3 separate regions of the Homo sapiens genome follow, and regions 1 and 2 are each linked to region 3. Evidence: chromatin contacts called from ENCODE Hi-C or POLR2A ChIA-PET data. All regions are on one chromosome and are shown on one strand. The core of a region is the stretch at or near the end of the contact, and the rest is flanking DNA. Distances in the headings are between cores, read along the strand shown.

Region 1 (4,275 bases), core at 88-2,587, 390 kb after region 3:
GCAATTTTTCATCATTAAGTTAAACAAATTTTAATACACTGGTACAGTACAATGGCACACAGAATGATACCGTGGGACTCTGAAAAGGATGATGTTACGTCTGTAATGGTTGACACTGAATGTTCTTCATATTTATTAACCAAAGGGAACAGGGTGCAAAGTAGCATGTTCAGTGTGATCTCATTTTTGTAAAACAATTTGCATGCATGTGCATGCTTAAGTGTGCAAGCAAGCCTTGTAGAGGAAGAAATCTGGAAGGGCACACATTAAAACATTGACAATGGGCCGGGCGCTGTGGCTCACGCCTGTAATCCCAGCACTTTGGGAGGCCGAGGCAGGTGGATCACAAGGTCAGCAGTTCGAGACGAGCCTGTCCATTGTGGTGAAACCCCCTCTCTACTAAAAATACAAAAATTAGCTGGGCATGGTGGCACGCACCTGTAATCCCACCTACTCAGTGGGATTACACCGGGAGGCTGAGGCAGGAGAATTGCTTGAACCTGGGATGTGGAGGTTGTGGTGAGCCAAGATCATGCCACTGCACTCTAGCCTGGGCAACTGAGTAAGACTCCATTTAAAAAAAAAAAAATTGACAATGGATGACTCAAGAATAGTGGAACTGCTGGATGATTTTTATTTTTGTTCTTTTCATTTATATGCTTTCTAAATTTTTCTTTAGTGAATATATTACTTTTATGATTTTAACAAATTATTAAAAACAGGGCCAGGCGCAGTGGCTCACACCTGTAATCCTAGCACTTTGAGAGGCCGAGGTAGGCGGATCATCTGAGGTCAGGAGTTCGAGACCAGCCTGGCCAACATGGTGAAACCCTGTCTCTACTAAAAATACAAAAATTAGCAGGGCGTGGTGGTGTGTGCCTGTAGCCCCAGCTACTTGGGAGGCTGAGGCAGAAGAATCACTTGAACCCAGGAGGTGGAGGTTGCAGTGAGCCGAGATTGCACCACTGCACGCCTGGGCAACAGAGCGAGACTTTGTCTCAAAAAAAAAAAAAATTATTAAAAACATTGTCTAACACAAGGTGCATAATAAATACAAAATATAAGAATAAATGACCTTTGTAAACTAGGTTTCCCAGCCCCTAATAGGGCTGGGTAACAAATACCTGTTAAAGGATTATTGACTGAATCTGTAATTTGGAGAAACTGTAACCCTATTTGGAGGCTTCACATTCTTTATTCTTGACCAGAATTAATTTAACCAGATTTCAGGTTACCTCATTCTCAGGTAGATGCTGAAGGCTGAGCTGAGCAAAGTGATATTTATGTTACCTCCAAGCCACAAGCTCCATAAAGTTCATGTGAACTCAGGGTCTCTTTGTGAGTCATGGGGCTGCTTGCAATGCACGGATGATAACAGGAACCTCTAATTTTGGTTATTTGCTTTTAGAGACCAGAACCCAGATACAGTTTCCTGGGGCCTCACCTACTTTGTTAAGCAACTTAGCTATAAGTTTACAAAGCAGCTAAAAACAGGAGCAGGGGAGTGAGATGAGCTTGAGCGTGCCAGCCTAGCTCGTGGGAGGCCTGTCTCTGGCCCTGAGCTTTGTGGCCTGCCGTAGGAACTGGAGCTTCATTTTCAAAGCTCCATAAAACTCGCCTTCTCCCGGGCCTCCCTTTTCTGAGTTTCATGGCTCTCTGTGGAAATGACAGCCTGTGTAATCACAGAATGTGAATGATCAGAGCAGGGAACAGTGAGGAGCCATTAGGACATTCCCATGGGTGTAGCTCACAGTTACAAAGCACAACTACACCCTGGTTCTCCAGGCCTCCTCTTTCCTGGCACCGCAGACCAGATGGGGTCCTGGAGAGGCTCTGCGTGCCCTTCTGGAGCTTCCCATCACTCCTTTCTGCAGATGTTCATCTTAACAGCCCCTCTGTGCCACTCAGCCCAGTACCCGGCTGCCCGGCTGACTGGAGATGGCTCCACTGGAGCTTTTTGTGTGTGGGTTGAAAGGGACTTTTTTATTTTAATTTAAGTAGTCTCATTCCATCTGCCTACACACTCTTACGCTTCGTGAACTAAGCTTTCTGACCTGTGTAGGTTACTTCACCACACCAGCCCATATCTTTCCCACAAAAGGGTTTCAAGAGTACTTGACAAAATGAGATCAGTGCACCCACATGCCTGTGTAGTGGGTGCTCTGGAAGTACCGCCAACATTGACCTGCATAAGGGTCTACCCTTCACCAAGCACTTCGGATAAATTATCTTATTAATCCTCAGGGCAAAGAGGCCAAGTGTGTATTTTCAAAGCAGCCTTTTGTAGTGAGGAAACCAAGGCTTAAAGAGAAGTATCTTGCCCACGCTCACACCACTGATTAGGTGGGCCTCCAGAGACTCACACCTAGGCCTGACTACCACCAAAGCCTGTGCGCATCTATGAGGCCACCCTGGCCTTCTGCCCTCCTTAGCTTTCCATGGATGGAAACTGTCGGCCAGTGTGTGATATTCTTCTGGCTCTGTGTTACAGCCCTCTGTATTGATTTCTTACAGAGTTGGGATTTTGGGGGAATTCTAAAAGGTTCAACAAATTCTTAGATTTCTCTTAGTCATTTTCTTAAAGCATTTTATAATCTTGTACTTGGAGTGTGTCAGCACTAAATTATGTTTTGTTTAAATGTACTGAATTTGAGGACATTTCTCAGTTTAATCATGTCACGGAATTGGAATTGGTTAGTACAAGCTGCAATATCTGTAGCAATCTGCCCATTTCTCCCTCGCACAAGGCTGAGTGAGGACAGAGCTTAGTGTCAAGATGTTGGTAAATAATACCACTATGTAGGAATGTAGTCTGGTGAGATGCTGTTTTTCCCAGCAGGTTTAACTGACTGAATACTTAAGGTGCCCAGATTGAAATGCAAAGCTCCAGTTATCCCATATGGAGACTACACTAGAAAGCCCCAGCAGCTTTATTTATTTACATTTATTTATTTATCTATCTATTTATTTATTTATTTTTTGGGACGGAGTCTTGCTCTGTTCCCTAGGCTGGAGTACAGTGACGCAGTCATCTCGGCTTACTGCAACCTCTGCCTCCTGGGTTCAAGCGATTCTCCTGCCTCAGCCTCCCGAGTAGCTGGGATTACAGGCACCCACCACCATGCCTGGCTAATTTTTGTAGTAGACAGGGGTTTTCACCATGTTTGTCAGGCTGGTCTCGAACTCCTGACTTCAGGTGATCCACCTGCCTTGGCCTCCCAAAGTGCTGGGATTACAAGCATAAGCCACCACCCCTGGCCTATTTACATTTAATTATGATTTATTTTTCCTATCCTTCTGCAAGCATATATATATATATATATATATATATATATATATATATACACACACACACACACACACACAAAATATCAAAATATATATATATATGTATATATATATATATTTTTTTTTTTTTTTGAGACTGAGTCTCGCTCTGTTGCCCAGGCTGGAGTGCAGTGGCACGATCTCTGCTCACTGCAAGCTCTGCCTCCCGGGTTCACTCCATTCTCCTGACTCAGCCTCCCGAGTAGCTTGGACTACAGGCGCCCACCACCACGCCCAGCTAATTTTTTGTATTTTTAGTAGAGACGGGGTTTCACCGTGTTAGCCAGGATGGTCTCGATCTCCTGACCTTGTGATCCGCACGCCTTGGCCTCCCAAAGTGCTGGGATTATAGGCGTGAGTCACCGCGCCCGGCCCAAAAAATCTTTGTGTTTTTTTGTTTGTTTGTTTTGTGTTCAGAGAAGGGATCTGGCTAGGTGCCCTGGCTCATGCCTGTAGTCCCAGCACTTTGGGAGGCCAAACCGAGAGGTTGCTTTTCAGGAGTTTGAGACCAGCCTGGGCAACATGGTGAAATCTCGTCTCTACAGAAAATACAAAAATTAGCCGGGCATGGTTGGCGCACACCTGTGGTCCCAGCTACTCAGGAGGCTGATGTGGAAGGATCGCTTGAGCCTGGGAGGTGGAGGCTGCAGTGAGCTGAAATTGCAACACTGCACTCCAACCTGGGTGACAGAGCAATACCCTATCTCAAAAAAAAGAGAGACAGAGTCTCGCTGTGTTGCCCAGGCTGTTCTCAAACTCCTGACCTCAAGTGACCCTCCCACCTTGGCCTCACAATGCACTGGGATTACAGGCATGAGCCACCACAACCGGTCTCAGCAGCTTTCTGTTTGTCAGATATACAAATATACCCCAGGCTCCAGGCCCCCACATCCCCCAAAAAACACACACACACACACACACACAGCATCAGAGACCTGAGAAGGACAT
Region 2 (4,248 bases), core at 1,159-3,658, 450 kb before region 3:
CTATTCACCTACTGTACAGCTTTGGTCCCTCCCCAGAGCTGGGGGACAGGTCCTGGAGAGGACTAAGTTATACACAGTGTTGAAACTAAAGGAAGATGAAGGCATCAGACACTAAGCACCACAGAACTCAGGACGGCTGCGGAGAAATCGAGTTCCCTTCAGAGCTCATCAAAATTCAGATGTGTAAAGAAAAAAGGATGTTTGTCAGGGTCAGGCTTCTCTTGGTCCACACTGAGCATTTTACCATCATCTGGGAAGAGCACCAAGAGCCATCAGGACACTGGATCTTTTAAAAACATGTGAGGCGAGCCAGGTGTGGTGGCTCACACCTGTAATCCCAGCACTTTGGGAGGCCAAAGCAGGTGGATCACGAGGTCAGGAGTTCAAGACCAGCCTGACCAATATGGTGAAACCCCGTCTCTACTAAAAATACAAAAATTAGCAGGGCGCTGTGGCAGGTGCCTGTAATCCCAGCTACTCGGGAGGCTGAGGTAGGAGAATTGCTCGAACCTGGGCGGCAGAGGTTGCAGTGAGCCAAAACCACGCCACTGCACTCCAGCCTGGGTGAACTGAGTAAGACACTGTCTCAAAAAAAAAAAAAAAAAAAGTGAGGCAAGAGAGACCGTCTCTAAAAAAAGAAAGAAAGAAAGAAAAGAAAAGAAAGGAAAAACAACAGACTGGGCATGTGGCTCACGCCTGTAATTCCAGAATTTGGGGAGGCTGAGGCAGGAGGATTGCTTGAGCCCAGGAGTTTGAGACCAGCCTGGGCAACACGGCAAAACCCCGCCTCTATTCAAAAAAACAAAACCAAAAACCTGTTAGGGAGCAAATCTCCAAGTGCAGGGCAGGACCTGGAGATCCTGGGCTCTCGCCCGCGGAAGGGCCGGGGGTAGGACAGGGCCCTGGGCTGGCTGGCTCCTGGCATCTTCCAGGGCCTGCTTCTGTGGTGACACCTGGCCCCAGGAGGGGAGCCTGCTCTTTTATTGGCTTCACCAGGCCGAGCATGCTGTCTTCATCTCGGCAGCATCCGCCGGCAAAGGGCTGGCGCCGAAGCCTCAGAATATTCGATGGAAGAAGAATGAAAGGAGAGTGACTGGGTCTGTCCCACATTGTGCATTACAGCACATTTTCTAGGTTTGTGTGTGCATTTCCCTCAGGGGCAAGGGGGCCCAGAGACGGGGCTCTTCATTTGATGAGCTCAATGAGTGCCAGGCACTTACGTGTCATTTAAAATTGCCGTTTCCATTATACCGGGAAACTGAGGCTCAGAGAGGTGACTTGATGAGGTCGCACAGATGGTGGGTGGACGCGCTGCCTCAAGCAGTGTCCTGTATACTCTGTCCCTGTGCCTTCGAACCCCTACCCAGTATAAAGGGATTGCGGTGGGGAGAGGCTCCTCAGTCTGTGATAGAAGCAATGAAGGACTCAACCGTCCTGCCCCGCCCCGCCCGGCCTCCTGCTTCTCCCGGTTTCCCTGCCGCAGGCCCCGCTCAACCCCCGCTCTGCCTGCGTCCCGGCCCTCCTTTGCCGCGCCCAGCTCCGAAATGCTGCGGCGGGGGCTCGGCGGGGGCTGGGCGGGGGCCGCAGGGCCACAAGCTCCCCCGCCCCCAGCACCCACTTATGTCCCCTCTGCTCTCCAAACGGGTCCCAGGGCCACACCTGTCTCCTGATCACGACCTGGCCGGAGCCGGGACATGGGCGCCATTTCCGCAGCCCAGCTCGGGTCGCGTCGGTTTTGAAATCAGATAGTCTTTTCTCCCGACTCCAAGGGCGTCTGCCCCGCCCAGGGCTGGGCCGGAGGGGGAGGGGGCGGACACCCCGGGGGCGCGCGCCGCTGGGGGAAGGAGGGGCCCCGAACTTGGAAAAAAGGGAACTCGCACGGAAAAATCAAATCCAAGTGGTCTGCGTTCACCCCTGCTTGGGAGACACAAAGGAAGGGCGCGCGGGGCGGCGGAGGCGCGGGGCTCCGGAGCTGGCTACGCCCGCGGCTCCCGCGCCCGGGCCGCTTCCGCAGAGGACGACAATCCGGGCCGCCTGGGCTGGCTTCGGCCACACCCAGAGGCCGCACCTGGGCCGGCGCCCTCTCTCGGCGCAGCCTCGCGCGCCCGGTCCCCGCCGCGCTCGCGTCCCGGGGGGCGAGTGGGTCCAGATCCCACGAACCCCAGCCGGGACCCGCCCTCCCAAGCTCCGGGGCCAAGGTGGGCCACCTCTCTCTCGGGCTCTTCTCTTTCTGATCTTTTTTATGGCCTAAACTCGAGATCTCCCCACCCTAGTGCCCCCACCCTGCCACCCAACCCAAGGACTGAGTCTGGAGGTCGACCCTGAACCTTCCCTGATCCTCTACGACGTTCCGCGGCCGCAGTCCTCCCGGGCCCCAGGGCTGCAGGTCACGTGCCCGCGGTGGGGGCAGGGAGGGACGCGCAGCGGAGTCTCCGGGCTGCACGTGCAAGGCCTCGGGGAGGGTGGAGCTCTGGCTTCCCGAGCTGCGCTCGCTCCCGGCTTCCGCCGAGGTGCCCGGGGCGCCGGCCTGGAGCAGGCGGGGGTCTGGGTGCCTGGGCTGCGGTCGGGAGCGCCTCCGAAGAAGCACTCGGTGCCTGCCCCGCTGGGAGCGCAAGCATTGTTACCTATCAGCGCCGCACTTAACAGTTGTTAATAGCAGTAAGCCCTCACTAAATTGTCACTGCTGGCAGACCGCAGTAACTCGGTCTGACCTCAAGCACCCGATAAAAGAGTTCTTGTCCGTAAAGTCAGTTACGTAGGAGTTGGTAATCTCGGGTTTTCATTATGGAGAATTTTGAACATAAACAAAAGTCAGGATGGTAAAGTGAGCTCCTGGCGAGCATCCCCCCACACAGAACGAGCAACTCCTGATCCTGTTTTTTTTTTCTTTCCCCAGCCCCTACCCACTGTTCCTCCCTATTATTGTGAAACAAATCCCTGACATCGTGTCATATTTCAGCATATGCCCCCTGAAACAATGGATGAAAGGCCCATTGTTTGTTTAGAAAACTTTTAAAAGTCGGGTAGATAAAAATGTTAGAGTGGAGATAAAAATGTTCCTAGGTGATGATAAAGAGAATTAAAAAGCGGTTAAAGGAGTGAAAAGACTTAAGTGATATCTGTAAGCCGTGCCCATGCTTTCTGGGACATCAGGTGGCCCACGTAAGACCTTGAGCTGGGTGGAGGCAGTGGCGCTGATGAGAAGAGGCTGATTCAGGGAACTAATTGGAGGTGGAAGTGACCAGATTGGCTGATGGATTGTAGTGGGGACTTGAGGAAAAGAGAGCTTCAAGGATGAGACGCTGGCTTGGTTGAAGGGGTTCTTAACTGTAATGGGCAAGGAGCAGATATGAGAGAATGGAGAGATCAAAATAGGGTTTGGCCATGTTACATCTGAGCTGCCTTTTATTTTATTTTTGATACAGGGTCTCTATCAGTCTTCCAGACTTATTGCAGCCTCCACCTTCAGGGCTCAAGTGATCCTCCCATCTCAGCCTCTTGAGTAGCTGGAACTACAGGCATGTGCCACCATGCCTGGCTAATTTGTTTTTTAGTAGAGACAGGGTTTCACCATCTTGGCCAGGCTGGTCTTGAACTTCTGACATTGTGATCTACCCGCCTCGGCCTCCCAAAGTGCCGGGATTACAGGCGTGAGCCACTGCACCCAGCTTAATTTTTGTATTTTTAATAGAGATGGGGTTTCACCATGTTGGCCACGCTGGTCTTGAACTCCTGACCTCGTGATCCATCCGCCTCCGCCTCCCAAAGTGCTGGGATTACAGGCGTGAGCCACCGTGCCCGGCCTATTTATTTATTTTTTGAGACGGAGTCTTGCTCTGTCACCCAGGCTTGAGTGCAGTGGCACGATCTCGGCCCACTGCAACCTCAGCCTCCCAAGTAGCTGGGATTACAGGGTCGTGCCACCACACCCGGCTGATTTTTGTGTTTTTAGTAGAGATGGGGTTTCACCATGTTGGCCAGGCTGGTCTTGAACTCCCGACCTCAGATGATCCACCCGCCTCAGCCTCCCAAAGTGCTGGGATTACAGGTGTGAGCCACTGCGCCTGGCCCTGAGCTGCCTTTTTAATATCAAAGTGGAGAAGTCACACAAAGCAAGTGACAAAGTAAGTTCTCAGAGAAGAGAGCAGGGCTGGAGATAAAAATCCAGGAGTGAAGAGGAGTGAGGAGTGTGTTCAAAATCATGGGACTGGAGTTGGTAGAGATAGTGACTAATGAGACTAGAGAGAA
Region 3 (4,541 bases), core at 1,481-3,980:
GCTTGTCAGAGGAACTACAAAATGGGCATCATAATAATAATCCCTATTTCACAAACTTATTGTGAGGAACAAGGTGTGATAACATCTATAAAAGACCTATTCTTCGCTCATGGGAATATGAAGAATTACGCATCTTTTGCCTTATTCTGAATTAGAATTAAATTAGATAACTAGGTACCATCATTAACCTAGTGAGACTGTATCATACTTCCTTTTGTTTTTTGAAGAAAACAAGCTGATTCATAGTTTTCTCCCACAAAGAACCCTGCTGCCAATACTAACCGAAAAAAATGGGGTAAATCTTGCCTGTAGCACTAGTCTATAAGCTCTCTCTCCTGGCATTTGGCTCAGAGTTGAATAGAAAGTAGCCACTGCCACTACACAGTGTCAAGGGACAAAAAAAATCACGATGCAGGTCCACAATCATTTCTGCAATATTAAACCAAAGGCATCTGTTACCTGCTTAAAGCTGAAGTCAACTTGAATTGTCCCAAATTCAACTTTGTCACGATATACACCCAAATAGTGCTTAATGATAGATTTAAGTGGCTATGACACAACATGGGCTGTACAGGACTTATAAACAGACAGGGTCTCTGTCACCCAGGCTGGAGTGCAGTGGCGTGAAAATGGCTCACTGCAGCCTTGACCTCTTGGTCCCAAGTGATCCATCCGCCTCAGTTTCCCAAGTAGCTGCGACCACAGGTACACACCAGCACACCTGACTAATGAAAAATATGTTTTTTTGGCCAGGCGTGATGGTTCATGCCTGTAATCCCAGCACTTGGTGAGGCTAAGGCAGGAGGATCACTTGAGCCCAGGAGTTCGAGACCAACCTAGGTAACAAAACAAGACCCTGTCTCTACAAAAAAAATTTAGCCAGGTATGGTGGCGCATGCCTGTAGTCCCAGCTACTTGGGAGGATGAGATGGGAGGATCGTTTGAGCCCAGGGGGTCAAGGCTGCAGTGAGCCTTGCACATGATCATGCCACTGCACCCCAGCCTGGGCCACAGAGCAAGAGACCCCATCTCAAAAAAACAAAAAACAAGAAGCAAAAAACAAAAAACAAAACACTTTTTTTTTTTTTGAGATGGGATCTTGCTCTGTGGCCCAGGCTGGTCTTTAACTCCTGGACTAAAGTGATCCTCCTAACTTGGACTCCCAAAGTGCTGAGATTACAGGTGTGGGCCACCACGCCCAGCCGGATGTCATTTCTGAATAAGAATAACCACAGAGACATGAATGAGAGGGCTCTCCAAATTGCTGGTCTTGACAAAGATTTGCTTCCCTTGCATTCTTCCCCTTGATGCAAAATAACTGCCTTTTATTGGACTACACCCAGTTTGACTCACAGAACTTGAAGAAATTATAACCTAGATGACTAGATGAACACAGTAATCTCCATAGACCATAGGAGATTGCAGTGGATGGCAAAGTGTTACTAAACAAAAGGAGGAAAGGTCAGATGGAAAGCTGTACACTTACGTCCTTCTCCTGGATGGTGCACTCCTTACAATAATAGGCATCAGAGACCCCAGGTCCTCCACAGATCACACAGCGCCCCTGGTAAGATCCATAGTTACACTCATCACATATGCGCACCAGAGTGCAGGGACGCACATAGGAGTCACAAATCACACACTTGCCATCACCTGTAAGGAAGAGAATGGAGTCATGCTCACAAGTTCTTCAGTCCTCTGCTATCTCCTGCCATGGGGAAATATACTAGTCTCCTGGGAAATACACTAGTCTCCTTTTGACAGTGACTTTAGGGCCCTCCTCTTGGCATCACAAAACTTGGTTTCCCCAGTGTCCATCTCAAGCCCCTCAACACATACAAAAGTTTACCAATTAACATATGTGAAGAGCTTAGAAAAGCACCTCGGAGATGATAAGCCTGTATAATTGCTGGCAAAGTGCTGTGTGTTGGGGAGGGGTCATGCTACTCTGGCGATTCTTCCCGTTGAAAACTAGAGAGATACAGCGTTAAATGTGCAAGCGGCAGTGGGGAGTTAGAGGGGCCTTTGGCTAAAGTGCAGCATTCAGTGTTCACATACTTCCAGGCACATCTACTCAAAGCCCTCTTTGTGGCACTTTTGCTGGTTCCACAGAAAACTGGGAGTGGGAAGGGTGGGTTGTTGGGACGGTGTGTTCCACTCACATTTTTCACACAGTCTTCCGATGGCTGCAAGATGAAAGATGGTAAAAAGTACAATTAGAATAAAGGTTTTGAGAAAGAGGAGAAGTACATCCTCGAGCTGGGGGTAGGGACATGAGTAAGGACTGCAGTGAGTGAGACCTGCGGATAGCCATTTTATCATTACAAATTTCCATATGAACCAAACCTACATCCAAGCACCCTCCTGAATCTCCTCCAACGCCCTGGGCAAGCTCAGAGTTTCTCTGGACCTGGTTCAGACCCCACCCCCCGATACCTGCCTGGGGCTCCCAGCACGCGCACCCCCGCCCTCTTCTCATCAGAGGCCACAAACCTGCGCGCTCCTACAACACCCCGCGCCTGAGAGGCGGGAAACGTGGCGCCTGCGAGGCAAGCCCCTAAGGAAGAGACGGGAACCCCCGACCCCCCAGCTCCTAATACCACCCCTGCCCAGACAGCCAGGGGTAGGGCGCAGTCTCACCAACACCAGCCTGCTTGCGGCAAAAGATCAAATCAGGATGATGTTTAGCCATAGCTCCTAACTAAGCCGGCCACCGGAAGCTTCGGGAACTTCCGTCCGACCTTTAACCCCCATTGTTCCTGCCTCCACGTCGCTGTGATTGGTTCTCTAAGCTTCCGTCAGTTTACAATCCTTGCACCAGGCCCGTCTTGCTCTCGCGCGAGTTTTTGTCGCTGCTGGGCGGCCAGGTCCTGGCAGGTGCATGAAACTCTTAAAAACTCTCCCAGATTTGGATGGCGGAGATAACTAAAATTTGTTCTTGGGTAAAACATCTTTGTGCTTGGTATCTATTTCTGCAAGTGTCTTTGGGCAGTCCGATTTCCTCTTGCGTGTCTGTTCGTTGCACGTGAGCTCCGCCCATTGCGTTCACAGGGTTCTGGCGCCTCTAGGGAGGCCTCGCCTTCACCGTGACGCCCCACTCTTCCGGGCACGCCCCTGCCCAAAGGCTTTAAAGGCGCCGTGTGGGACGTCACTTTAATGCGACCTCATCTTTGTCAGTGCACAAAATGGCGCCCTACAGCCTACTGGTGACTCGGCTGCAGGTGAGCGAGCTCAGGGACCTCTGGGTTCACGGGGGCGGGGTGCCTCCTACTGTGCCGGCGGCTGTGGGCGAGGCAGGGCGAGGCGGGCCCAACCTGGGGCCAACTTCTCGTGTACCTGTCCCGGTTGTGGGCCCGGCACCCGTGCCCGCTTCTCTGGTGCCCTAGGTCAAGGCGTCCCCGGCACAGTCAGCTTTCCTGGCCCTGTCCCTGCCTCGCAAGAAGCGTGGGCCCAAGCAGCGGCGGCCGGGTGAAGAGCGGAGGCACCTCTTTCTTCTTTTTGAGGACAGCATTGCCTGCTCCCGTGGGGTGTGTTTCCATTCCTCAAGGTGAGGACAAGGTGACTAGGGGGCGCGGTCGTTGTTGAGTCTTCTAGGCCCAGTTCCTGAGGCCTCACTTCCCATCTCTTAGCAACAGAGGCATGACAGCATCTACGGTTGCCAGGCCTGGAGTCTGGAGAAGAAACTAGGACCCTGTACCACCTTTTGAGGACCCTGCGGAACGTGGAATGTCGGGGAGGGGGGCGGTCTTCTGGGCCCATACGTAGTAAATAATATAATAATAGTCTCTCACCTTTGCACAAGATTTGAGGCCTGTTTTAATTCTTCATAATATTATTTGATTCCTGTAATCGTAGGAATGAGGTGGTTTTTCTCATTTGATAGATGATAAAGCTGGTAGAAAGTAGGTGAAAGTTCTGATTCTCAAGAGTGTCACCGAAGTGCTGTGGCAGAAGCATGGGCCCTACCACCACTCAGTTCTTGTTTATGTCAGCCTGCCCTCACAGAACTTTATGAACCACGGTGCAATTATTTCTGTTTGTCAGAATGCAGTACGAATATTTTGAGCCTCACAATAAGTTGCTTGTCAAATATGGGAGGATAAGGAGACTCCAGTTTGACCTTGACTCCCCTGTTAGGAGCTATCTAGAAAGCTGACTGACTGCCAGATGATTTTTTCACTTCTAACTTGACAGCCCTGGGAAGGTGTTATACTCAGAGGTTCAATGTCAAATGTGTACTTTGTTAATAAAAATCAAGCAAGCATCTGTAGACATTCTCTGTCAACCTTTCACATTTAACTTTGTGAATTCCTTTTGGATCAAGTGGCGCAACTTTGATAATAGAATTTTACGAGTTGTTATGCGTTGTACTCTCAGGAAGCTTGTGGTACTTGAACTTATTTTTCATCACATTGCTTAAATTTAAACTTGAACTTATTTTTCATCACATTGCTTAAATTGAAACCATATGGTTTAAAGTAAAATCATCATTTATCTGAAAGAAAATATTTCTGATCTCAATTCCGGGCTAAGGGAAAGGA

The links. A loop is a pair of places that touch in the nucleus more often than their neighbours do. ChIA-PET counts read pairs that join two places held with the same protein, here RNA polymerase II (POLR2A). Pooled maps may share reads with other maps.
Region 1: a loop to region 3 is called in a pooled map, with 4 times the contacts of the local background. The contact joins the enhancer-like site here to the promoter of PHF5A in region 3. A Hi-C loop is called at or near these places in 2 of 50 pooled maps. POLR2A ChIA-PET finds 5 or more read pairs at or near these places in 3 of 52 experiments (H1, Panc1 and activated naive CD4-positive, alpha-beta T cell).
Region 2: a loop to region 3 is called in a pooled map, with 8 times the contacts of the local background. The contact joins the enhancer-like site here to the promoter of PHF5A in region 3. A Hi-C loop is called at or near these places in 4 of 50 pooled maps. POLR2A ChIA-PET finds 5 or more read pairs at or near these places in 4 of 52 experiments (A549, H1, activated B cell and 1 more).

Annotation. Positions count from the first base shown.
Region 1 is chr22:41,860,919-41,865,193 of GRCh38, forward strand. All of the region lies in intron 1 of SREBF2 (sterol regulatory element binding transcription factor 2), which reads left to right. Among named protein-coding and RNA genes, the nearest start is that of SREBF2-AS1, 28 kb to the left of the region's middle. RefSeq lists an enhancer at 1,733-2,233. Within about 2 kb of position 1,338, at least 11 of the 41 ENCODE cell types and tissues checked have a DNase peak (open chromatin) inside an H3K27ac peak, as active enhancers do.
Region 2 is chr22:41,020,248-41,024,495 of GRCh38, forward strand. No RefSeq gene overlaps it. Among named protein-coding and RNA genes, the nearest start is that of SNORD140, 51 kb to the right of the region's middle. RefSeq lists enhancers at 394-971, 2,126-2,702 and a silencer at 1,467-2,696. Within about 2 kb of position 2,409, at least 39 of the 41 ENCODE cell types and tissues checked have a DNase peak (open chromatin) inside an H3K27ac peak, as active enhancers do.
Region 3 is chr22:41,465,962-41,470,502 of GRCh38, forward strand. It overlaps PHF5A (PHD finger protein 5A), which reads right to left and starts at 2,731. Exons shown (of 4, transcript NM_032758.4): 1 at 2,641-2,731; 2 at 2,163-2,186; 3 at 1,487-1,653. The coding sequence starts at 2,692. It overlaps ACO2 (aconitase 2), which reads left to right and starts at 3,156. Exons shown (of 18, transcript NM_001098.3): 1 at 3,156-3,221. The coding sequence starts at 3,186. RefSeq lists enhancers at 2,461-3,130, 2,700-3,261, 3,262-3,823.